Linked DNA regions of Homo sapiens: region 1 is linked to region 2. The links are chromatin loops, found by intact Hi-C in ENCODE. Cell type or tissue: ascending aorta. All regions are shown on one strand. Each heading gives the region's core, and the rest is flanking DNA. Links, peaks and the distances in the headings are about the cores only. Region 1 holds the start of COL16A1 (collagen type XVI alpha 1 chain). Region 2 overlaps TINAGL1 (tubulointerstitial nephritis antigen like 1).

Evidence for each region. Hi-C counts contacts between places; a loop is a spot of excess contacts. Peaks named below come from ENCODE experiments on the same cell type or tissue, not always from the same donor. Only the 100,000 strongest peaks of a DNase experiment are listed, where the experiment ranks them.
Region 1: it touches region 2 in a loop (11-fold over the local background); 10 of 110 quality-filtered maps call a loop at or near these places.

The regions. Positions count from the first base shown.
Region 1 is chr1:31,697,313-31,707,601 of GRCh38, reverse strand. COL16A1 (collagen type XVI alpha 1 chain) reads left to right here and starts at 3,585. Exons shown (of 71, transcript NM_001856.4): 1 at 3,585-3,765; 2 at 5,375-5,481; 3 at 7,487-7,561; 4 at 7,672-7,789; 5 at 8,996-9,119; 6 at 9,430-9,696. The coding sequence starts at 5,409. RefSeq lists a silencer at 2,115-2,164 and enhancers at 5,474-6,226, 7,733-8,486. In ascending aorta, for the core only: a CTCF peak has its summit at 2,224; DNase peaks (open chromatin) are centred at 2,231, 3,511, 6,051, 6,351 and 2 weaker places; H3K4me3 peaks cover 4,487 bases; H3K27ac peaks cover 6,775 bases.
Region 2 is chr1:31,579,865-31,592,667 of GRCh38, reverse strand. It overlaps TINAGL1 (tubulointerstitial nephritis antigen like 1), which reads right to left. Exons shown (of 12, transcript NM_022164.3): 4 at 9,427-9,519; 5 at 9,093-9,207; 6 at 7,867-7,990; 7 at 7,632-7,782; 8 at 7,328-7,517; 9 at 7,183-7,228; 10 at 6,792-6,915; 11 at 5,913-5,958; 12 at 4,982-5,829. The coding sequence ends at 5,689. Among named protein-coding and RNA genes, the nearest start is that of TINAGL1, 9.8 kb to the right of the region's middle. In ascending aorta, for the core only: a CTCF peak has its summit at 4,717 (motif pointing left); DNase peaks (open chromatin) are centred at 4,517, 8,427, 8,972, 12,057 and 4 weaker places; H3K4me3 peaks cover 6,853 bases; H3K27ac peaks cover 8,000 bases.

The DNA of each region.
Region 1 (10,289 bases), core at 1-8,000, 120 kb before region 2:
CCTGTCTCTACTAAAAAATACAAAAATTAGCCGGGCATAGTGGTGGGGACCTGTAATCCCAGCTACCTGGGAGGCTGACAGGAGAATTGCTTGAACCCAGGAGGCAGAGGTTGCAGTGAGCCAAGATTGCGCCATTGCACTCCAGCCTGGGTGACAAGAGCGAAACTCTGTGAAAAAAGAAAGAAAGAAAAAGAGAGAAAGAAAGAAAGAAAGAAAAGAAAAGAAAAGAAAAGAAAAGAAAAGAAAAGAAAAGAAAAGAAAAGGTATTACTGGCTGCCAGGTGGGAAGAAAGAAAGAAAAGAAAAAAGAAAAGAAAAGAAAAGGTCTTACTGGCCACCAGGTGGGAAGTAAGTGGGTGGTGGGGCCCCAAGGCAGCAGGCAGATCAGCTGGGGGCTCTTGCAACAGCCCAGCAGAAGATGATCATGGTCTGGGTGAGGGTTGCAGCTGTGGAGGTGGGGAGGAGTGGATGGACGTGGGCTGTATTTGGGGGGTAGAACTGACAGGATTGGATGGGGGTGGTAGGGAAAAGAAAGGAGCCAAGGTTTTCAGGTTTTTACCTGAGCATCAGAATGAATTATCGTGGCATTTAAAGGGATGAGGAAGTCAGGAAGGGCATATCTGTGAAGAGTAATCAATCATGTGTGATGTGTCTGCGTGTGAGCCCGTATGCGCATATGCCAGGGCCCAGGTGTGCACGTGTACATGTGGGGGTTCTGGTCCACTGTTCAAGCCTCAGAACTTTACACCATCTCTGCTTGAACGCGTGGGGGCTCCCGGACCTGTCCTGGGACCAGGCCCTGGGTTGGCTCTTCAACCTGCCCCAGCCCCAGGGGCTGCCCCTGCCAGACAGGGATTCCCCAGTGGGGGGCGGAGGGCCCTTGGGCACTGCCAACATCTGGGCATACTACCCCAGGTCCAGAAGGCCTTGGTAGCCCCATGCAGCAGCAGCATGCAGGCTCCAGGGCAGCTGGTGGTGATTAGCAGCATTGATTACCTCGTGGTGATGCCATCTGGGGTGAGGGCGCTGAGCCCAGCCTCACGGGATACCCGGGTTGCTGGCGTGCAGGGCTTTCTGGCACTGACTGCATGTAAAAGTGTCAGCACAGCTGCATGTATGCATGTGTGTACATGTGTCAGTGTGTGCATGTCCCAGTGGCTGTTTCTCTGGGAGCCGAGTCTGTGTGGCCATCTATGTCTGTGTGCACACATGTATGTGCTGCAGGTCTGCAGGCTTCTCTGCTTGCATATCTGAGTAATTATGCCTGTGGTCACATGTATGTTTATGTGCACACATGTCTATGTGTACAGGCATGTGTCTGTGTGTGCACATTCGAGTATATACAGTGCTGTATGCAGGCATTCTGAGAATTATGTACCTGTGTTTGGATATGTCCAGGGATATATTTCTGTGGGGTAATCTGGGCTCTTACATGTGTTTCTGTGTATCTTTGATGTGGAGGCGTATCTTGAGTCTCTACACATCTGTGTGTAACTGTTTCTAGGGCCAGGGTGTGTCTGTGTGAACATGAGTGCCTATACATGCATATGGAGTCTGCGTACTCAAGTGCTGTGCTAGAACTTTACCTGACTGCGTGTTTCTGGATGTGTGCACGTATGTGTGGAAGGGAGGAAGGGGCATGGGCACATTCCTAGACTGTCTATGATAGTGTTTCTAGGCGTAAGGTGTGTCCCAGGCTTGGCTGTTCCTGTGAGCACCCTTGGGGTGCTGTGGGAAGGCATCTGGCTCTCCCTTCTCAGGTTCCTCCATCCCTGGCCCAGCCACCTGCCCTGTCTGGGGCACGGGTGGGAGCTGTCAGGATGGCATGGTGGTTAAGAGCACGTGCTGAGTCTAGGCTGGCTGGACATGAGTTCTGCTCCACCACTGACTAGCTGTGGGATCCCGGGCAAGTTGTGTTTTTCCTGTGCTGCAGGTTTGGGAATAAAAATGGAATTCTGCCTTAAGGCGTTGTTGTAAAGATCGAAGGAGTTAGCATATGTGAAGTTCTCAGCACAGAGCCTGACCTATATGCGCTTCCCACCTCTCCCGAGTGCCCACTGCTGGGGCAGCACCCTCTGGTAGGGCAGGCGGGGCCTGTGCCCACCCACCCCGCAGGCCAGAGTGCTCAGAAGGCCCCACCCCCTCCGCTTCCCGCCTGCTGAGCTCAGCACTTCCCAGGCCCCACCACTGCCACAGCCACATCTGGGGCCAGCTCCTCACTGGGACCACAGTGGGGCGCCTCTGTGGCGTGGTTGGGGTTTCCGCTGACTCAGCGCCTCTGGGTCTGGAGGCGGGAAATCCCAGGCCTGCCCCTACAACCTCCCCCTACCCCGGGTTAGCCGAGGCCACAGGGCTAGGCGCGTTGCTTCCACAGAGCCCCCAGAGCCCCCCTCAACTGGGGACGCTCAGTTTCTCCCTCTTCAGCCCAGCATCTCATGGCCTCTTGAACCTACTTTGTGGATCCTCAGCCTTGGTGCCAATAAATTTGCTTTCGGTCTACAGCGGGAGGAGACCCTTGGTGGGGATTCCACCTTGGTCAACGGCCCTGCCTCTGGGCAGAACTCGGAACATTACCGGCTCCTTCCTCCTCAGAGCTCCAATCTTTCAGCCCAGCTCAATTCCTCTTGCGTCCTTGGACCGTGAATATAAAGCAGGTCCCTCCCCAGTGCTGGTGTAAAGGCTTGAAATCCAGTCCCGTCCCCTGCCAGGGATCACAGTAATAACGATAATAGCAGCAAATATTTACTGAGCTCCTCTCATGTGCCAGACCGTGTGCTAAGCGCTTACAGCCTTTGGCCCATTTCCTGCTTACAGCAAAGGTCTATGAGGCATATACTCTCACGATCCCATCTTCCAGATGAGAAAACGGAGTATGGTTACACAGCACATTTGGAACCGCAAAGCCAGAGCAGGGGCCAGGGATTTGAGCCCTTCCAACCTCATGGAGTAAGGAGGAATAAGGGGACTCCCTCAGTCTCACTTCTCTGGGAGTCAGGCCAGAGCAGAGGGGGTTAATTTAGCACGGAGGAGGGAGGGGGTTCCCACCCTCCTCCTCCCAGTACAGACAGACCTAGGGACAGACTGACTGGGAATGTTAGGCAGAGGAATTGGAAAAAGCTGACCACCGAGGCTTGGGCGGCAGCCACATCATGGGTGCCACGCACTTGGGAGGAGGGTCTCTACCCTGCTCCCTCCACCCCTGTCCCCTCCCCGCCCCCCCACCCCGCAGCCTTCTGGGGGCCCAGCCAGGGACATGGAAAGGGGGAGCTCTTCAAACTCCAGGCCTGACTCTTAAAGGGCCCGCAGGAGCCCCCTTCCAGGGCAGCTCTGGGCACGTAGGGTCCCGCCTAGCTCGAGGATCGCTCACCTGGCGGTGAGGCAGGAGGGGCGGGCCTGGGAGCTCGGCCAGACCCGGGGCGGGGCTGTGCACCCCGCAGTCTAGCCGCCTCTGGTGCCGCTGGAGCCCCCTCTAGGCCCTCCTCCTCCTCCTCCCTGGCGGGCCGGTCCAGCTGTGTTCCATTAGTGTCCCTGGCAGGCCCCCAGCCCCCTGGAACCGCCTCTCTTCCCCCACCCGGAGTGGCCGGCAGTCCCCGGCAGGCGTGCGCCGGGCAGCAGACAGCCGGGAGAGCTCGAGCGCCAGGAAGCTGGGGACCCGTGACCGTCACGGAGAGATAGAGAACCCCTAGCGGACCTGAGGAACCTGGGCTCTGCTTCCTCCGCCTGCTGCCTGGACTGCTCAGTGAGGTGGGGGGATCCCCGGCCACCGGTAAGTAGGGATACAGTGGGCGGCCTCAGGGCTCTGGGCTGAGAGGCCCTTTCTGCCAGACTTGCTGTGTGACCTGAGGAAAGTGGCATTCCCTCTCTGGGCCTTGGTCGTCTTCTCTAGAGCGAGATGAGCTCTAAACTCCATCCTGGTTCTGACTCCCTGCGCCCAAATCTATGCCTCTGTGTTGGGGTGAGCCGTCTCCTTGGAAGCTTCTCTGGCTCTGTCCTTGCAGCCCTGCACTCTGGCTGGAGCCTGAGGAGTGGCGACCAGAGACTAGGAGCCGGAAGGGGACAGGATCACATCCATCCTCACGCCTCCACATGCACCCACATGGCGCCACAGCTGGCAGCCCTTCTATTGGCTGGCAGGAGGAAGACCAGGATAGGGTTTGAGAGCTGGGATGTGTATATCACTAGGATGGGGGATGAATAGGCAGGCTGGGGGCACAGTTCTGTCCCAGGGAGAAGGGGGCTGGAGTCCTATCTCCAAATATATTGGGGTAAGGGGTCCTTTCTGTTTTCATTTCCTATCCATGATTGAGGGAAGGAAAATTGGATTTCATTAGAGTTGGAAGGAATGCAGTCAGACTTGCATTAGAACTTCCCAACAGGAAGACCTACAGGAGGAGTGGTCATAGGCTGGCTGTGCGCATGTGGGTATATGCAAGCTGGTGTGTCTGGGTATATCAGCGAGCATATGTTTCCGTGAGCATGCCTGTGTGCAGATAGCTTTGTATGCACACTGGTACCACATATGTGTCCTTATGTACATGTACCTGCGCATCTGCATGTGCTGTGCTGACACATGCATGGCTCTGTGTTTGTGCACGTGAGCTGCCTGTCCTGGGGGAGGCCAGACGATGTATGGCTCTGCTGGCCACTTGCTGAGCCTGCATCGATTTATCTGGGCCCATCCATCAGGGTTTAATAAAACTAAAAGACAAGCATCCATCAGCTGGGGGCGGGGGTGGCTGGCAATGAGGTCCTGAGCCCTAGAGACCTGCTCTCCTGCCCACTATACCTATGGGGAAAGCTTCCTTGGCCCCCACACAGCCCTATGGAAGGCTGTGGCCCACAATCTCAGCCCAGTCACCAGCCCCTGACCCTGTGGGTGCCTGGGAGGGCTTCCTGGGCTGAGCTGGGTGCGCTAGTAAGGTATCAGGCTGGTATATATACCAGGACAGTGCACAAGATGCTAGACTTGAAATACTTCCACGTGTCTTGAAGAATAGCCTCTTCTTTAAGCCCTCATCACTATTCCAACTTCTCTGGCCTTCTAAGACCTTCTAGACCTCTCCCAATCCAGCAAGTATCCACTGGCACAGCCAGATGCTGCCTGGACACTATTTCAGTGCAGTAGGCAGCTTTCTGCTTTGCCTGAAAGCTGGTATCCGTGCCATACCGGTGGTTAAATATTTTGAATATCGCCTCTGCTCAAATCCTAGCCCAAGGGCTGTGGTTGGGCCTCTGAGAGAGACTGATGCCTGGCCAGACCTCCTGCCACCCCAATACCAGTGCCTGGGCCCCACAGGCTGTCCACGACTTGCCCACGTGTGGAGTTGTGCTGTGTGAACTCAGAAATCCGCCTTCCCGGTCTCTGTGGTTTTCAGGTGCTGTGGCTGTAGCTGACCTCTTTGGACCGGGATGTGGGTATCCTGGGCTCCTGGCCTGTGGCTGCTCGGTCTTTGGGCTACCTTCGGCCATGGGGCAAATACAGGTGAGATGACACAGGAGAGTCACAGTATCACAGGCCTGCAACTGGTATCCTGGGGTGCTGGGGTCCTTGCACATATGTGACCATGTATGTGTGGTCGTGTGGGCAGTTATAGCAGAGTCTAGGGGCTGGGCTCAGGGTGATCTGAGGTGTTGGCACCCTTGAGCCTGTGTGCAGTGAGCTGGAGAGTGTGTGTGCCTGTGTCTTCGTACGTTTATGTCTCTGAGCATCTCTGTGTTTGTCTCTCAGACTGGCTTTGTGCATTCGTATGTATTCCTGTGTCTCTGTGTGTAAGAGAACAACCTCCCACCCCAATACGTAAGCCAATCCTGTGGACACATTGCTGGTAGGACCAGTGGGGTGGGGAGGAACAGGCAGTGAGCTCTCCCTGCAGAAGGACGCCGCCTCCCCAGAGAACCCCAAGTCCTGCTGATCCTTTTCATGGTGGAGACTCCATCCCTCTAGCTCACGTGCTTCTCCTCCTCCACGGCTGGCCCTGAATCTCTAATAAAAGGCCCACCCCGAGGCCCAGACTCTGGATGAGACAGAGGGTGCAGCTTTCCAGGGCCCAAAGCCAGGGGAAGTTGACCGGGCAACTTGCCTGGCCTTGCTGGGTGCCCTCTGGGCTCAGTAGCTCAGCTGCTTCGCCAAGCAGGAACAGAACTCCTAGGACCCAAACCCAGCTAGGAAAAGCAGAAAAACCAAGAAGCTGAGGTGAAAGGGATTGTGGACCCAGGGTGAGTGTGGCCGCCTGCCCCTTGTATGTGCACATATGTGTTTCTGCTTGTGTGTGCGTGAGCTTTGCTCTCCTCTCCCTCACTGGGTCCCCTGGGGGGGATGGGGCAGATAATTTCAACATCTGTAAGGAATCTGGGCCCATTGCCAAGGGGTGAGTCACCCATTGCTGCTGTGATGCTGAAGACAGTGATGGTCTTTCTGACCAGACCTGGGGGAGGGAGAGTGCAGTGGGGTCATTGGCACCGGGCCCCAGGGCCCCAGGATTCCTTCTTCCAGCCAGTCTAGCCAGAGAGTGCAAGGCCAGCTTCTAGGAGCTGTCTTCACCGTCTTCTCCCACCTATCCCTCTGCATTGATGAGAAGGCCTTTTTGATTCTGGCCTCTGTCTTTCCTGTTGTAGCACCTCCCCCAACACTTCTGCTCAGTCAGCCCCAGGGCGAGGGAGGCCCATGGCTGCCCACCTGTTCTTTCAGGGCTTTGGAAACCTGAGTTAAGCTATCTCCTTCTCTGGGAGCCCTAACCCATTAATATGCCCTTCCTGGAGCTCCAAGGCCCTGGTGGTACCCTTGAGCTTGTGGTCCCCTCAGACCCTCAGTCTCTTCTCGCTGTTTCACAAGGTGGTTATTCAGGTAAATATTCATTCTGTTGGCTCCTACTTGTGTCTGGCCTGCTTGTCTGATTTGGATGTAGGACGTTCCTATTGCTGAGAACACGTGTGCCAGCTGCACATGTCATCCCTCGTGGCATGGGCACCTACAACTCCCACATGTACAGACACGTACATATAATTGTACATAACACACAATGTGCATGATTCTGACATTTCCTTACCCCTGAAGAGCTCCTCTGCCCCCCACCTGGGTGTATGTCATGGAGGGGGCACATGTGTAAATACACAGCTCCCCACTCCATCTGTGCTCGAGAGCCACCTAGAGCTTCGTGTATTCTCTCCCTTGCTGGCCTAGCTCCTGACTTGGAGTGCTGGGAGATTTGGGTTCCTGGAGTTCTGGGCCTGCTCTGCTGTTGGCTCACTTAGTGACCTTGGCCTGGGCCTCAGTCTCTGGACCTCAGTCTTCCAAACTGTATGCTGGGTTGGGGGCCTCCAGGCTTCCTGGGGAGCCAGGGTCAGAAGGCAGGTGGTGAAGGCAGGATCTAGCTGATGGTCCAGAGTGAGGACTATAAACTTGCTCCCTCCCAGGTTCCCCAGGCGTCCAGCCGTGCAGCAACCTTGGCCTGAGCGCACCTAATGCCCCCCTGCCCCTTCTCTTCTAGGTGCACAATGCCCACCTTCACAGCAGGAAGGACTCAAATTGGAACACAGTAGTAGCCTGCCAGCCAACGTGACTGGTGAGCACCCAACCATCTCATCGCGCCGTCCCTGCAACCTTCCTCTGGGAGTGATCTGTACCCCTCTCCACCTGCTCAGCTGAGCTCTTCACCTGATGTCTCCCCCAAAGGCTTCAACCTCATCCACCGACTCAGCCTCATGAAGACGTCTGCCATCAAGAAGATCCGCAACCCCAAGGGGCCTCTCATCCTGCGCCTGGGGGCGGCCCCCGTGACCCAGCCCACGCGGTAAATGCATCCATGTGACCACTGAGAATCAACACTGACCTCAGCCACACTCCTCAGCAACTCCAGATGTGGGGCTTAAGCCCAGGGGCCTGTCTGTGGGTCATTGCATCCCAGCCCCTGCCAGGAGTCAACCTGGTCTCCACCCCTGGGCTTGCAGGGTGGGCTGAGAGGTGGTACCTGGCAGACCTACCTTCTGTCTTTCCCCTGTCTCTGGCCAGCAGTGGGTGGGAACAGGTCTGCATCCTGTGGGCACTGTGAGAACACAGGATGTGGGCGGGAACCTGGCAAGAGTCATGTGCGTGTGTGCATGTGTGTGTGTGCGCACATGCGTGTGTGTGCACCCATGTGTGTGAAGTCCAAATTCCCACAAGCCCTGGCCTGGCCCCTGCTTGCCTCTTCAACCTCAGCTCTCAAAATGCTCTTTTTTATCTCTTGCTGCTCTGGTCATGCTGAACCCTTTCCATCTTTTTTTCAGTATCTCTCCTTCCACCCTTGCTCCAGTTATTCACCTAGGGTATTCTGGGTTCATTGGAAGCACTTATTCAAATTGCAATGCGATAGCGAAATAGTCATTCTGGGGATTCTTTGCTCATGGCCTCCCTGCCCCCATCAGACGTGAAGGCTCCATGAAGGCAGGCAGTGCCTCTGTATTTTCACCACTGTGTATGTGGGTTTTTTGTTTGTTTGTTTGTTTGGTTGGTTGGTTGGTTTTCTTTTTGAGACCAAGTCTTGCTCTGTTGCCCAGGCTGGAGTGCAGTGGCGTGATCTTGGCTCACTGCAACCTCCACCTCCTGGGTTCAAGCAATTCTCCTGCCTCAGCCTCCCGGGTAGCTGGGATTACAGGCGCCTGCCACTACACCTGGCGAATTTTTTGTATTTTTAGTAGAGACGGTGTTTCACCATGCTGCCCAGGCTGGTCTCCAACTCCTGGCCTCAGGTGATCCGCCCACCTCGGCCTCCCAAAGTGCTGGGATTACAGGCATGAGCCACCGCACCCAGCCTTCACCACTGTTATTCCCAGCAGCCAGACCCGCACCTAGCTCGCGGAAGGCACTCAGTAAAGGTATGGAGAGTGAATGAATGTATATGATGGAAGATGTGTGCCTGTGGATGTCTTGGGTAGGCTCAGCAGTCCTGAGGGCTCAGGGTGGGCAGCATTTGGGTCCTCATTGGAGCCTCAGGGCACCCTCCCTGCTCCATCTCCAGAAGAGTATTCCCTCGGGGTCTCCCGGAGGAGTTTGCCCTGGTGCTGACACTACTGCTGAAGAAACACACCCACCAGAAGACGTGGTATCTGTTTCAAGTGACCGATGCAAATGGGTATCCACAGGTGAACCTCCCCTGTGCCCTGATTGCCTCTTAGGGCATTGGGTAGCACCAGTCCAGCCCACCTTTCATCCCGGCTTGTGACTTCTGGGGTCTCCCTGCTCCATCCTGTGCCTACCCTCAAGCCTGTCCCCAGCCCACCAGTACCTACCTCATTCTTTCAGGATGTATAGCTCCTTGACCCCAGCCGGCTTTCTTCTCTTTCTGGGCCTCAGTTCCCCTCCTGTGAAATGAGTTCAAGGTCCCTGAACGTGCCCATGGTGTGACTCTGGAGCTCTGAATCTCTGTCCTTTCCCTTTCCAAATTCTACCCAGATATCCCTGGAAGTCAACAGCCAAGAGCGGAGCCTGGAGCTCAGGGCCCAGGGCCAGGATGGCGACTTTGTGTCCTGCATCTTCCCAGTGCCCCAGCTCTTCGACTTGCGTTGGCACAAGCTGATGCTGAGTGTGGCTGGACGTGTGGCCTCTGTGCACGTGGACTGCAGCTCAGCCTCCTCCCAGCCTCTGGGGCCCCGACGACCCATGAGGCCTGTGGGCCATGTATTTCTAGGCTTGGATGCTGAGCAGGGCAAGCCTGTCTCGGTGAGTGCTAGGTCAGGCCCTGACCTCTGTTCCTGCCTTCTGGGAACCTGAGTGGGCTTCCTGGAATCCGTATCGGAACAAGTCCTTCTCCTGCTTAGAATCTTCCCCTGCTTTCCTGTTGCCCTCCAAATGCAGCCTAAACATATTCACCTGGCATTCAAGGCCCTTCATGATCTGGTCCTTATAAGTGTCTGCAGCACCATCTTCCTTTACATCTCTCCGTGCAGCTCTGCTCTGATCAATTCCATCCTAGCCATCCAGCGCACCCAGTGCTTTCACACTGCCGTGCCTTTGCCTACGCTGTTACCTCCACCTGGAATGCCTTTCCTTGCATACTCATCCGCTGAGTAGCTACCAGCCCTTCAAAGCCCAGCATGAATGGAACCTCCTCCTCTTTTGTTCCTCTGGGCCTCCTCTCCCTCGTTCCTGTGTGCGCAGTTTTGTTCTGCCTTTGGTGACAACTCTATTTTTGATGTCTCCCAGGCCAGACTGGAAACACCCTGAGGTCACATCCTGGGGCAGAGACATCTCTGTGCCTCCTGGGGGGCCAGGACACAGAGCTATTTGATAAAATGAAGTGAAATTGATGTGTG
Region 2 (12,803 bases), core at 4,347-12,346:
TGACTGCTCCTGCAGAGTAGCGCTACCCCGTAGGCCAAAAGTAGCAGCTCAGGGCAGCTTTGCAGTCACAATTATACCCACTTTAAATTGCACAAAGATTAAGGGGCAGTTTATGCAGAAATTTCTAGGGAAGGGGTAGTAATCATTGAGGCCCCAATCCCTGGAATTAAGTCTGTCCTCCTACCTTAATCTGTTTGGCATTCCTCCTTTCCCCTGGATCCTCCTTCTTTGAGGATCTCCTCTCCTAAACACTGGTTTGGCAAGGACTGTCATGATTTCCATGACCTTGTCCCTCAGCCACAGGTGACTGTCCCACAGGTGGACACCTGACTGGAGTGTGGCCAATCAAAAGACTTCTCTATTTTGAATCAGTACTGAGAACATGGCTGTGGATTGGGAGGCTCAGGAGTTGTCATTGGCCACAAATCCTTCCTCATGGCAGAGTTAGACAGAAAGGCAGAGAAAAGAGAGGCAGAGTGAGACAGAGACAGAGAGGGTGTGTCCTGGCAGTTTTTGGGTCCCTGGTTCCAGCTGTGCCTGGACCCACTTGCCCTCCTCACAATTTGGAGGTTTACCCCTCTCGTAGAGTCTGAGAGTTGTCTCACTTGTTGACATTGGGTTTCTAGGCATACACTTCCTCCTAGGAACGAGGGTAGGATCGAAGGAGCTAAAGTGAGTGAAGCACATAGTCCAAAGCGTGGCTCACTGCAGGCTCGGTAGGCATGAATTCCTTTCCCTTAATGGGCACCAGGCAGGGATGGGGGTTTGGCAAGATCCCAAGAAGATGTGAGGCATCAGCACTTGTGAAGTCATGTAACTTAGCAGCCCCTGGGAGATTAGAGTTAGGTGCCTCGGGACCCCCGCAGAGCCCCACAGGGGGCCAGAATGAATGCCCAAGTGAAATATTTGGTGGTCAGGAAAGGATGGAGCTGAAAAAGAAAAAGTCGCTGCCCCATCCGCCTGTAGGAGGAGAAGTTGTTGACAGATACTCCCTCTGTGCCAGGTGTGTATGGAGGAGTCCCCGGAGATCCAGAGGATGGGTGCCAGGAAAGGCTTTCCAGAGGGGGGACATTTGAGCTGGGTTTTGAAGGATGAATAAGAGCTTGCCAGACAGGGAAAGGGCTTGGGGAAGGACATTGGAATATCACTATTAATCTTAATACAGAGCTGATGAGTGTGAGGATTTAGGTGACTTGGGTTTGAATCCTGATGCAATTATTAAATGTACGACATTCAGCAACTTACTTGCTTTTCTCTATGCTTCTGGAAATAGTTTTTTGTTTTGTTTTGTTTTTTGGGTTTGGGGGGGCTTAAATGAGACAATGTATGTAAAGCATTCAGAACAACATGCTGGCAGAAACCTATGGTTAAGCACTCAATGAATGTTTAGCTCATTATAAAAAGCCTTTACATTATCAGGTCCAATCTCTTAAAACAATCATCGCTGTTGCTGTTACCATTTATTAAGCCCTTAATGAGTTCCAAGTACTGAGCTAAAGGCTTAGCATGTTTTGTCTCATTGAATCCTCCCACCAACCCCAGGAGGTAGGTGAGTACTACTGTCCCCCATTTAAGTTGGAAAAACCTGTCCAATAATACACACAGCCGGACAGAGTAGGGGTTCAAACCCAGCTCTGTCTAACATCCCACACCCTTGGCCCTGGGAAAGGGAAGGACTGGCCCCATGACACACAGCAAGGGGCTGTGGGACCAGGGTTTCTTTAGGGGCAGATTCAGGGGCAGTAATCGGGTTTGGGGTGCTTGAGGTAAGCCTCGCTCTTTATAACAACACTCCCATGCCCAACATCGGAGGAGCAGGAGTGGCTGGTGGAGGTGGCTGAGGCCCCGGCTAGGGCATCTCCAGCCCTATCTGAACCCTCGTCCACTGCAGAACTGGCCCAGGTGGGCCTGGGCTTGCTGGCCCCAGGAACAAGGCTAAGGAGGGGCCAGGCTGACCCCCTACTGTCAGAGACCTCTGAACCACAGCAACTCCATCTTGAATAGGAGCTGGGTAAAATAAGGCTGAGACCTACTGGGCTGCATTCTCAGACAGTTAGGCATTCTAAGTCACAGGATGAGATAGGAGGTCGGCAAAAGATAGAAGTCATAAAGATCTTGCTGATAAAACAGGCTGTGGAAAGAAGCCGGTCAACAGGTGCGGTGGCTCATGCCTGTAATCCCAGCACTTTGGGAGGCCGAGGCGGGCGGATCACGAGGTCAGGAGATTGAGACTATCCTGGCTAACACAGTGAAACCCCATCTCTACTAAAAATAAAAAAAAATTAGCCTGGTGTGGTGGCGGGCATGGTGGCGGGCGCCTGTAGTCCCAGATACTCGGGAGGCTGAGGCAGGAGAATGGCATGAACCCGGGAGGCAGAGCTTGCAGTGAGCTGAGATCGCACCACTGCACTCCAGCCTGGGCAATATAGCAAGACTCCATCTCAAAAAAGAAAAAAAAAAGAACCCGGCCAAAACCCACCAAAACCAAGATGGCACGAGAGTGACCTCTGGTCGTCCTCACTGCTGCACTCCCACCAGTGCCATGACAGTTTACAAATGTCATGGCAATGTCAGTAAGTGACCCTAAAAGGGGAGGCATGAGTAATCCACCCCTTGTTTAGCAGATAATCAAGAAAGAACCATAAATATGGGACACCAGCTGCCCTTGGGGCTGCTCTACGGAGTAGCCATTCTTTTCTTCTTCTTTTTTTTTTTTTTTTTGAGATGGAGTCTCGCTATGTTGCCCAGGCTCAAGTGCAGTGGCACCATCTCAGCTCACTGCAACCTCCGCCTCCCGGGTTCAAGCGATTCTCCTGCCTCAGCCTCCTGAGTAGCTGGGATTACAGGCCCACACCACCACGCCCGGCTAATTTTTATATTTTCAGTAGAGACGGGGTTTCACCACATTGGTTAGGCTGGTCTGGATCTCCTGACCTCGTGATCTGCCCACCTCAGCCTCCCAAAGTGCTGGGATTACAGGCGTGAGCCACCGCGCCTGTTGGCCGGCTTCTTTCCACATCCTGTTTTATCAGCAAGATCTTTATGACTTGTATCTTTTGCCGACCTCCTATCTCACCCTGTGACTTAGAATGGCTAGCTGTCTGAGAATGCGGCCCAGTAGATCTCAGTCTTATTTTACCCGGCCCCTATTCAAGATGGAGTTGCTGTGGTTCAGAGGTCTCTGACACTGGGGGGTCAGCCTGGCCCCTCCTGACCGCGGGAACCGCCCGCCTTGGCCTCCCAAAGTGCTTGGATTACGGGCGTGAACCACCGCGCCCTGCCGGAGTGGCCATTCTTTTATGCCTTTACTTTCCTAATAAACTTGCTTTCACTTTACTGCAGAGATTCACCTCTAATTTTTTCTTGCACGAGATCCAAGAACCCTCTCTTGGGGTCTGGATCTGGACCCCTTTCTGGCATCAACACGGGTCCGCAGCGCCAGGGCGGGCGGAGCTGGAGCCGGAGCCTTAGCCTCAGCCTTGAGACCCGGCGGGCCGCGCCCGACCGTCCCCGCCCCCCAGAGCTTCCTTGGAAGGTACCCGTAGAAAATTCCAGCCTCGCGGGGCCACCGAGCTGCCTCCGAACCGGGTTTTACCGGCGGGGCGGGTCCCGGGGCCACTGAGCGGGTGCGAAGGGGCCGCCGCCCCTTCGGGGCTCCCCGCCGGCCTTGGCTCCCTGGGGACCGGCGGGCGGGCCGCTGGAGCCGGGCTCTGGACGTCCTGGCAAACAGGAAGCGAGACAAAGGCGGCCACTTATCCGGCGCCCGCATTCCTTTCAGGTGATGCCCGTGAGGCCCGGGGGACGCGGCGATCCTGAGGGGCTGCCAGGGGCCCCCGGGGACCTCCCTGCCGCAGTCCCTCGGCGACTGAGGGTGCCCCTGCCTCCCCACTGGCTGGAGGTGGCGGCGGGGAGGATTCCTTGCGCTCGGGGATCCCCCTCCCAGGCACAGGCCCTTGGGCTCCCAGAAAGGAAGGAGCACCAGCCTGGCGTCTGTGCCCGGGGGGACGCAGTGGAGGCTTGGGAGGGGCCTGGAGGTGAAAGAATGGGCCATATCCACTCAGTCATTCCATACATTGGAGGGCCACCCTATACCAGGGTTTCGGTGTGGGTACCAGGACCCACTAATGAAACAGACCATCCCTGCCCTCTAGGAACTTCCAGCATAATGCGGAAGTTCAATAGATCCCAGATACCTGAAATATTGGGTGAAGGGCAGAGTGCAGATGATTTGAGGGAGGGTCTAACCCACGCCGGATGGGGATGGGGTGGCCTGGGCTCCTTGCACAGCCTCTGGCACTTCAGTGACCTTCACAGGCACTGTCTGGAAGAAGGAACCTTGGAGCGGGACAAGGGGTGGGTGGCATGGAAGGGCATCTGGCCCGGAGAGCAGCGTGAGCGAATGTCTGGCAGTCTGCATGTGTACCGGGCATTTGAGAGGCAGCAAGGAGCTGGTGACGAGGTTGGGCGGGTGGGTTCTGATGGCCTTGGAGCCAGGCTGAGGCCTGGCTTATTGTGCTGGCACTGGGAATCTGAGGAGGTGGGGTGGGAAGCAGGCTCAGCTTGGCCCAAGAGCAGGCCGAGGAGAGGCCCCCCTTGCCTGGATGGCTTGGAGAGACTGATCTACAGAGACAGAGGCTCCAGCTTCTGAGGGCTGTGCCCCCCTTGCCTGCTGGGCACTGGCACCGGTTCAGCTGATAGGAGTGCAGGGCTCCCCCTTCAGGCGGCAGCTGACTCAGCGTCTGAAAGGTGGTTCCCACGGTTCAGGTTTCTCTCTAGGGCCAAAGGCCATGCCATCCATGCCCCTCCCCCAAGTGGGTCAGTGCCCAGGGCATTGACAATTAGGGCTGAATGGAAGTTAGGATTTCCAGTCCCCCCACCCCTGCCAACCAGCAACACCTCAGGCAGTCCTTTCTGCTGTCTAACCACTGCCAGCCCAACTTTGGCTTGGCTTTCCACTCCCAGAGGTTCCAAGACACTGTAGTTATCAATACTTTGGTTTTATTTTAAAACAGTGAAAAGAAAAATAAATATCTGAAGAATAAGAATACAGGGCTGGGTGCAGTGGCTCATGCCTGCAATCCCAGCACTTTGGGAGGCGGAGGCAGGTGGACCGCTTGAGCCCAGGAGTTCGAGACCAGCCTGGGCAACACAGTGAGACCCCCCTCTTTACAAAAAATACAAAAATTAGCCAGGTGTGGTGGTGCACCTGTAGTCCCAGCTACTTGAGAGGCTGAGGTGGGAGGGTCACTTGAACCCAGGAGTCGGAGGTTACAGTGAGCCCTGATGGGCCACTGCACTCCAACCTGGGCAACGGAGCAAGACCCTGTCTAAAAAAAAAAAAAAAAGAATACAGGAGTGGGGTGGGGTAGTGGGGCTGGAGACTTGAGGTGTCCTGGCTTTGGTAGTCTTGAGTGGGGGCGCCAGAGGCCTGGGATCTGCAGCTGTGCTCTTCCCAGGCCAGGCCCTGCCCCGTCCCCACTGGGAGGTCTGGGGGCTCCGCCAGTCTCGCCTGCCCGCGGCTCCCAGGCGGGGCGCTGCGTCAGCGGAACCCGCGCCGGGATTAGCGCCCTGGCGCCCGCCTGCGCCCCGGGCTCTGTCGGGCGAGGCTGGGGTCACCGCCCCATTGGGGCCTCTTCCGCCGGCCCTTAGCCTGGATCCCAGGCCGGACCCCGCGTGGTGCCCGCAGCCTCAGTGATGACCCATGTCCTCCATGCCCACGCGGCCCCAGACGCCCAGCACGAAGCTCTCGATGTCGCACTCATTGACGCCGCGCACGATGCGGAAGTGGCCCCTCTCGCCCCAGGCTGGGCCCCAGGAGTTGGCCGCAGTCTGGGAATAAGGAGGGGTGGTGAGAAGGGGAATGGGAGTGGGGCGAGGGGAAGAGGGGGCGGGGAAAGGGTCAGCGGCCTCACCCAGTATTTGAGCGTCCTTCCATCTGGCAGCGTCTCCTCTCCCCATCTGTGGGCAGAGCAGAGGAGGGGGAAGGGAGCTGGGTCTACCTGCTCTCAGGAGCTCCAATCCCGGAAACCTGCCCCATCCAGCCCCCAGTTGCCTTTGGAGGGTTGGGTACACCCTTAGGGCTCAGGCAGGTCTCTGTACCTCTCTGCATCTCCCTCACTCTCACATCTGTAAGTCGGTGCACCCAGGCCCAGCATGGGAGGGGGTGGGGCACCAAGGGGACAAGTGGAGGCAAGGTGAGCAGAAGAGGAGGGAACCTGGGTCCTCCAGAGACCCACCTCCTAGGGGCCAGTTCTATGGGACCACACATCCACCTGCCCTCCCTCACTTGGGGATCCAGGGAGGGGTAGGTGCCAAGGGCCAGAAGGAAGACACTCTGAGAATATGGGTATCTTAGAGACCGCCAATTCCCACCGTAAAGCACATTTCACCGAGTTCATTGAAGTCAGTGATCCTAACATCTATATTCCCTAAATCGGATAGGGAAACTGAGGCCAGGGGAGCGACCTCCCAGGTCACTCGGTGGGTCAGGCAGAGCTGGGACAGGTGCTGAGGTGGGGAGAGGTTGAGAAACTCTTGAGGCTCTCTTCATATTGGAGTTATTTTATCCCAATGTAAGGAAGGAACAGTTCCTAAAAAAGCCTTCAGAGGCTCCCAACCTTCAATTCGACCCAGGGCAAGTCCTTTCTCTTTCTGAGTCTCAGTTTTCTCCCTATTGAAATGATGAGAGCAGTCCTGGCTTTTTAGAGAGGTTGTAAGAACCCAAGGCAGGCTCCAGAGCCCCTAGCACAAACCCTGCTGTCCCAAACCCCCTCTGCCCACACGCCCCTCACCCTGTGATCTTGACTGAGTGGGTCCCATGCCGGCGGTATCTCTCTGGCCTCCCAAGGCTCACTGGCGTGTGGCTGTAGATGCCTCCCTTGTATAGGAAGAAGTCCTCATGCACCTCCATGAGGGCTGTGGGCAGATGTCAAGGTAGGGTCCACTCAGCCCGTTGGCACAGGCACTGGAGCCTGAGTCTATTGAGATGTGCCCAGGCACCAGGGTCCCTCCATACCAAAGCTCTAAGTGCTCCCTCCAGGTGCTGCCTGTGGGAGGGGGGGACCCCTACTCCTGGCCCTACTGGACATGCTGCTGAATGCTGTGCAGGCCACTTGTGCTACTGTGCCCACTCTCAAGCAGGCACAAGCTTCTGGAACCAGGGTGCTGGATAAGGGGGTTTACCTTGGACAGGGCCATTCTCCATCAGCTCCTTCATGATCTCCTTGTCCTGGAGGGCAGGGGATGGACAGAGAGCATACGTCAGGGGTGAGACTCCAGGCTTTCACAACCCTCCTGCCTCGGCGCCCTCACCCAAGTGCTGACTTACGTTGGAGCCGAGGCGGTAGACAGGAGTGACCTGGTAGATGTCATTGTTATTAACATAGCTGTTGGGGCAGTGGGCAGTGGCCTGGCGCTTGCCCCGACCCATGGCTCGGCTGTGCATCATACAGGGGGGCGCAGGGCCAGCCTCGTCTCGTTCACGGCCCGAGAAGGGGTAGCAGTGGTCAGACACCACCCTGCAAAGGCAGCAAGAGGGAGCAAAGGCAGAAAGACTCAGTGCATCATGGCCCAGGCCATGCCCACGGAGCTCCTTGCCCTCTTCTCTGCCCACATCCCCTGTTGCTGCATACCCTCGGCGACGCAGGAACCACCAGGCACCATCGAGACGCCCACCGCGGCAGCCCTGCTGCTGGTGGGTGTCACAAGACAGCAGGTTCTGGGGCGACAGGACAGGCGTCATGTGTCCCAGAGAATGGATTGAGACACGATCGGATGCCACAGCTGGTGGGGTGAGATAGAGGGGCTGTCGGGAGGCTCAGGACTTGGCCCTCCTCTCCCAGGCGCCAGCCCTTGCCCTTGGCTTACCTGCTGTGGAGAAGGCCCAGGAGCCTGCACAGTTGCCTTGGTCAAGAGGCTCATGAATCAGGTTGGGCCACTTCTCAGAGGCCTCGAAGGCTGTGGGAAGCACCTCCCCTGGGTTCAGCACTGTCTGCAAGATAAAGGTTGCCCTGTCTGCCTCCTGCTCTGCCCTGGCCTGCCCCTCAGGTGCCCATTGGCACTGGAGGGCCACCAAGTCCAGGGCCTTCTGCAGTTTAATCTTGAGCCCTCCTGCTGCTGCAGGATTCCAGCTGCCTCCAATTTTGACTTGTGTTGAAGAACCAAGCACCATTTAGTGCCTCCCAGGTATCAGGTGGTGGGGCGGGGCGGGGTGGCGGTGGTGACTAGTCCTGCTTCCCAGATGAGGCAGCTGAGGCCAGGCACAGAGAAGTGGCCAGGCCAGGTCCCTCAGCTTTCCATTCTCAACCCCTGCCTCTTTCCTCTGCACCTTCTGATCGGCCTTAGCTTTCTTCAGGCCTTAGCTTTCCCTCAGGGGAGGGAAGAGGCAGTAGGGTCCCGTGACCAGGCAGTCTGCCAACACAAACAGCAAGAGGCAGAAAATAGCCAGAGGCCCAGGGGAATAAGGGCAGGGCCAGGGTCTGGTCACCCAAGGCCGAAGTCTCCGCAGGGAGGGCCACTCCTGCCAGCCCCTGCCTCCCCGCTGCCTGCCACTGATGGACAAATGCTCCGGCACATGTCCCGGTCCAGGCCTGCTGAAGCTCCCCTTCCTCACCCTTTCACTTTGGGCCTGGTTTTCATTCCTCTCCCAGAGGGTCCCACTGGTGGGAAGGGAGAAGCCCTCTCCTCCCTTGGGGTTCCGCTGAACCGGCATTTATTTCCGAGAACTGCTGCCCTCTGGCCAGAACTGGAGGAGTGTGTGTCCTTCCCTTCCCAAAATACCAAGGTGACCCCCTGTCCCCTTGGGCCCTAACCCAGCTGTACTGAGACCAACAGCATTTTTCCCAGGCTGGAGAGATCAGGGGGGAGCTGATGCCAAGACCACGAAATTCAATCTGAGCATCAGTTCTTCCAGCACAGCACATCCTGTGGAAGCAGGGAACAGAGGCCCAGAGAAGGGGAGTAACTTGTCCAGGGACACACAGCCTTGTAGTAGGGGATGGTCCAGGCCCTTGGAGGAGCAGGGCACAGGGCCAGCATCCCTGAGGTTCTGAGCCATGGGGAGATGGCAGCATTGTGGGGAAGGATGGACTTACATAAATTTCATGCATGTTCATGACCGAGGAAGATGGGCGGATGGTGCCCAGGCGGTAGCGAATGCCCTCATCCAGGGTCATGCCCCAGAAGGCGCTGTGGTTCCCAGCCTGCCAGCTGAAGGAGAGGGGACGGAAGGAAGTCACAGATCTGCCGAGGCTCAGGGTCCTTGGCGTGGGTGCATGTGGGTGGGAGAGACGCACAGTGGCTGAGCGCACACACAGTCAAATCTGGGTGTAGGAGTGGCCTGCTGGACGTGCCCCACAGCACAGCATGCGTGTATACATGCATGAGTATGCATGTGTGCCCACTGAGGGTGCCTCTAGGGCCTCTCACCCATAGTTGCCCTGGTTGATGGCTTTGATCATGTCTGGATCCACCAGGCATGGTTCTTGGTCACACTGCCACTGCCTGTTCTCCTGGCAGGTGCTGGTGAGAAAAGGAGAGAAGGAAAGGGTAAGTGGGGGACTGGGGATACTTTGAAGGAATGTGGCCTCGGAGGTTAACATGGGCCAGGGAGTCTGTGCAAGTGACTGTGGGAGAATCTCTAGGTGATCCCATCCAGCCTGGTGGCTTTAAATGTCAACGTCTAGTTCATGATTCTCAAGTTTATATCTGTGGCCCAGATCTCTGCCTGAACACCAGAGTCAAGGATCTCACGGCTACTCAACATCACTACCCTGAACCAAAACACTCCCTGAACCGAATTCCTGACCCCCCTCACTTATTCCCCCTACAGTTCTCAGAAAACGGCAACTCTATCCTTCCTGGAGTTTGGGCCCCAAACCTGGCAGTCCCCGCTGACTTCCTTTCCCATGCTGATCCAGTTCATCCGCATATCCTATGGGTCTACCTTAAAAATGCATCCAGAATCCGAACCACTCTCATTCTCTCCTGCAGCCCGCCCAAGTCCGATCACCTCTCACCTGGATTCCTGCTGTGGCCTCCTCACTGTGGGTGCTCCATGCATCTGCCCCTTGCCCTGCTTCCCAGGGTATTTTTAACACAGCTGCCAGAGTGACCCTGCTAAACCTAAGTCATATCATGTCGTTCCTCTGCCCAAAACCCTCCACTGGCTTCACATCACAGAATAAGAGCCAAAGTTTGGTGACAACAAGGCCCTGCACGCTCTGTCCTCCTGTCCCCTGATCCCCTCCTCCTTCAAGTTCTGGTTCTAAGGCTCCAACTAGGCTGGCCCCTGATGGTTCACACCAATCTGCCTGCTCCCCTTCCTCCCCGCTTTTTTTTTTGAGACAGGGTCTTGCTCTGTTGCCCAGGCTGGAATGCAGTGGTGTGATCTCGGCTCACTGCAGTCTCTGCTTCCCAGGCTCAAGTGGCCCTCCCACCTCAGCCTCCTAAATAGCTGAGACTACAAGTGCACCACCACACCCAGCTAAATTTTGCAATTTTTGTAGAGATGGGGTTTTGCTATGTTGCCCAGGCTGGTCTCAAATTCCTGGCCTCAAGTGATCCACCCGCCTTGGCCTTCCAAAGTGCTGAGATTTACAGGTGTGAGCCACAGGCCCGGCCTGTTTATATTGCTTATCCCTGTTTCCTCATAGGCTGTAAATTCCTTGAGGGCAGGTATTGTTTGGTATTTTCAGCGCCTAGGAAAACAAAGCCTAGCACATAGTAAGCACCCAATGAATATTTGTTAACTGAGTCAATGACTGAGGCCATATGCTGAATTGACTAAGAGCATGGGTTCTGGAATTCAGATTCTGGGTTTCAGCCCACTGGCTGTGTGATCTTAGGAGAATCATTCAAGCTCTGTCTCTCTCAATGCCCTTGTCTATAAAATGAGGATAATACAGTGGTACCACTTTCCAGGGATTTAATGATAGGCTTGTAAAGCATTTAGCACTGGGCCTGGTCCATCATTAAGTGCTCAGAATTAATATCTACTATCACCATTCTGTTACAGGAATCCCAGACCCCACTTCTCTAGAGCTTCAGACTCATATCCCACTGACCTTCTGACATCTCTGGATGTGCAAAAGGCATCTCAAACTCAAAATAGCCCGTCTGCCTCCCACAAGCCTGCTCTTTCCTAACATCTTCAACTCTGAAAATGGCACCCAGTTGTTCACATCAGAGCTCCAGGTGGTCTGTGGTGTCCGCCCACATGTCCCCCATCAGCAGGGCTTGGAGATGGCACATGAGGAATCCACCTACCTCTCGCCCCTCCACTGTGGCCACCCTACTCCCGTCCCTCATCACCTCTCACCTGGACCCCGGCACTGCCTTATTCACCAAGTCTGCTACCCCTTAAAATTCCCGGCCATCCCCTCCCTACCCACCCCAAAGCCAGAGAGATCTTTGAAGAACGTAAATCAGACCGTGTGCTCTCTACGTGGCTTCCTGTGACTCCAAACAAAATGCAGAATCCTGGGCACAGCTGATGTGAGCCACGGAACGTGGCCTGCACCTCCTTGGGACGTCTCTCCCCTACCCCAGCTCCAGCTAAAATGAGCTCAGTCACCTCCCGGCCTTCCCACGAGCCACTCCCTCTGCCTAGGCCAGGCCTCTCCTATCCTTCTCCCTGGTCTCAGCATAAATGTCCCTTCCTCAGAGTAGCTTTCCCACCCACTCCCTACTCTAAACTGGGACCCCCGTTATCCTCTCTTTTCCCTATAACACTGGGCAGCTTGTCAGAATATACTCATTTGTTGTCTTCCCATGCCCTTCACCTTACACTAGAAATGGGACAAGGACTGTGTCTGTTGCATTCCCGCTCCATCTCCTGAGCTCAGCATAGTGCCTGTCACGCAGTAGGTCTTTAATAATAGGTGCCGACTGAAGGGCTGCATTCTATGAATTCTATAATGCTTTTACAAGCTCATAACTCTGTTATTACAAGATGCTGAACTGCCTCCTTGCAAGCTGTCCAAGGCTCCCACCTCCAATGTTGCCTTTTAAGGAGCCTCAAGGGGAGCCAAGACCCAGTATGGCTGGGCTTTCCAGCCCCAGGAGAGGCGGGGGCACTGCTGGGGAGGGCCAGAGGAGTCTGCAGGGCCGGGAAGGCTTTCCTCATCCTTCCTTTCCCTCTCTGCACACCAGGCTGTTCCCCCTCTGCACACCTAGGCAGCAGCACCCGACTAGACTCTGGAAGCATCCTTTGAGGGCTCTGACACCCTGGACACTCCCCCACCCTCGCCCCCAGAGCCTTCATGAGGAGAGGGCAGTAGACTGTTCTGTCCTTTCCTGCCATCTCCTCCTTTGCCCCCAGGGCTGCCCACACAGGTCCAGGCAGGGCCGGTGGTAGCAGGTCCCAGCATTCCAGAGGGGGCCTAAGGGGCCAGGGACAGCAGTGAGAGAGAGAGAGACAGAGAGAGAGAGACAGAGAGAGACAGAGAGAGAGAGACAGAGAGAGAGAGAGAGAGAGAGAGAGAGAGAGAGAGAGAGAGAGAGAGAGCGCATTAACCCCTCAACGTCCAGAGCCATCCTATCAGAACCTGCAGACGCGGGCCAGGCATGTTTTATCCTTTTGAACACACACACACACACACACACAGTGCACACACAGTCACGCTGAACACCCAGACACATGCTGAAACGTTCCCTCCCTCACTGTGACCCGGGCACCCCTCACCCTAGTGAGGCAATGGAAATATCTTATGCGCAATGCATTCCAAAAAGTTTCCTTCTCTCTGGGGCCTCTTAGTCCCAGGCAAAGAGGGAGTGGGGGTGGAGTGGGTGCAGGGCCGCCTCCT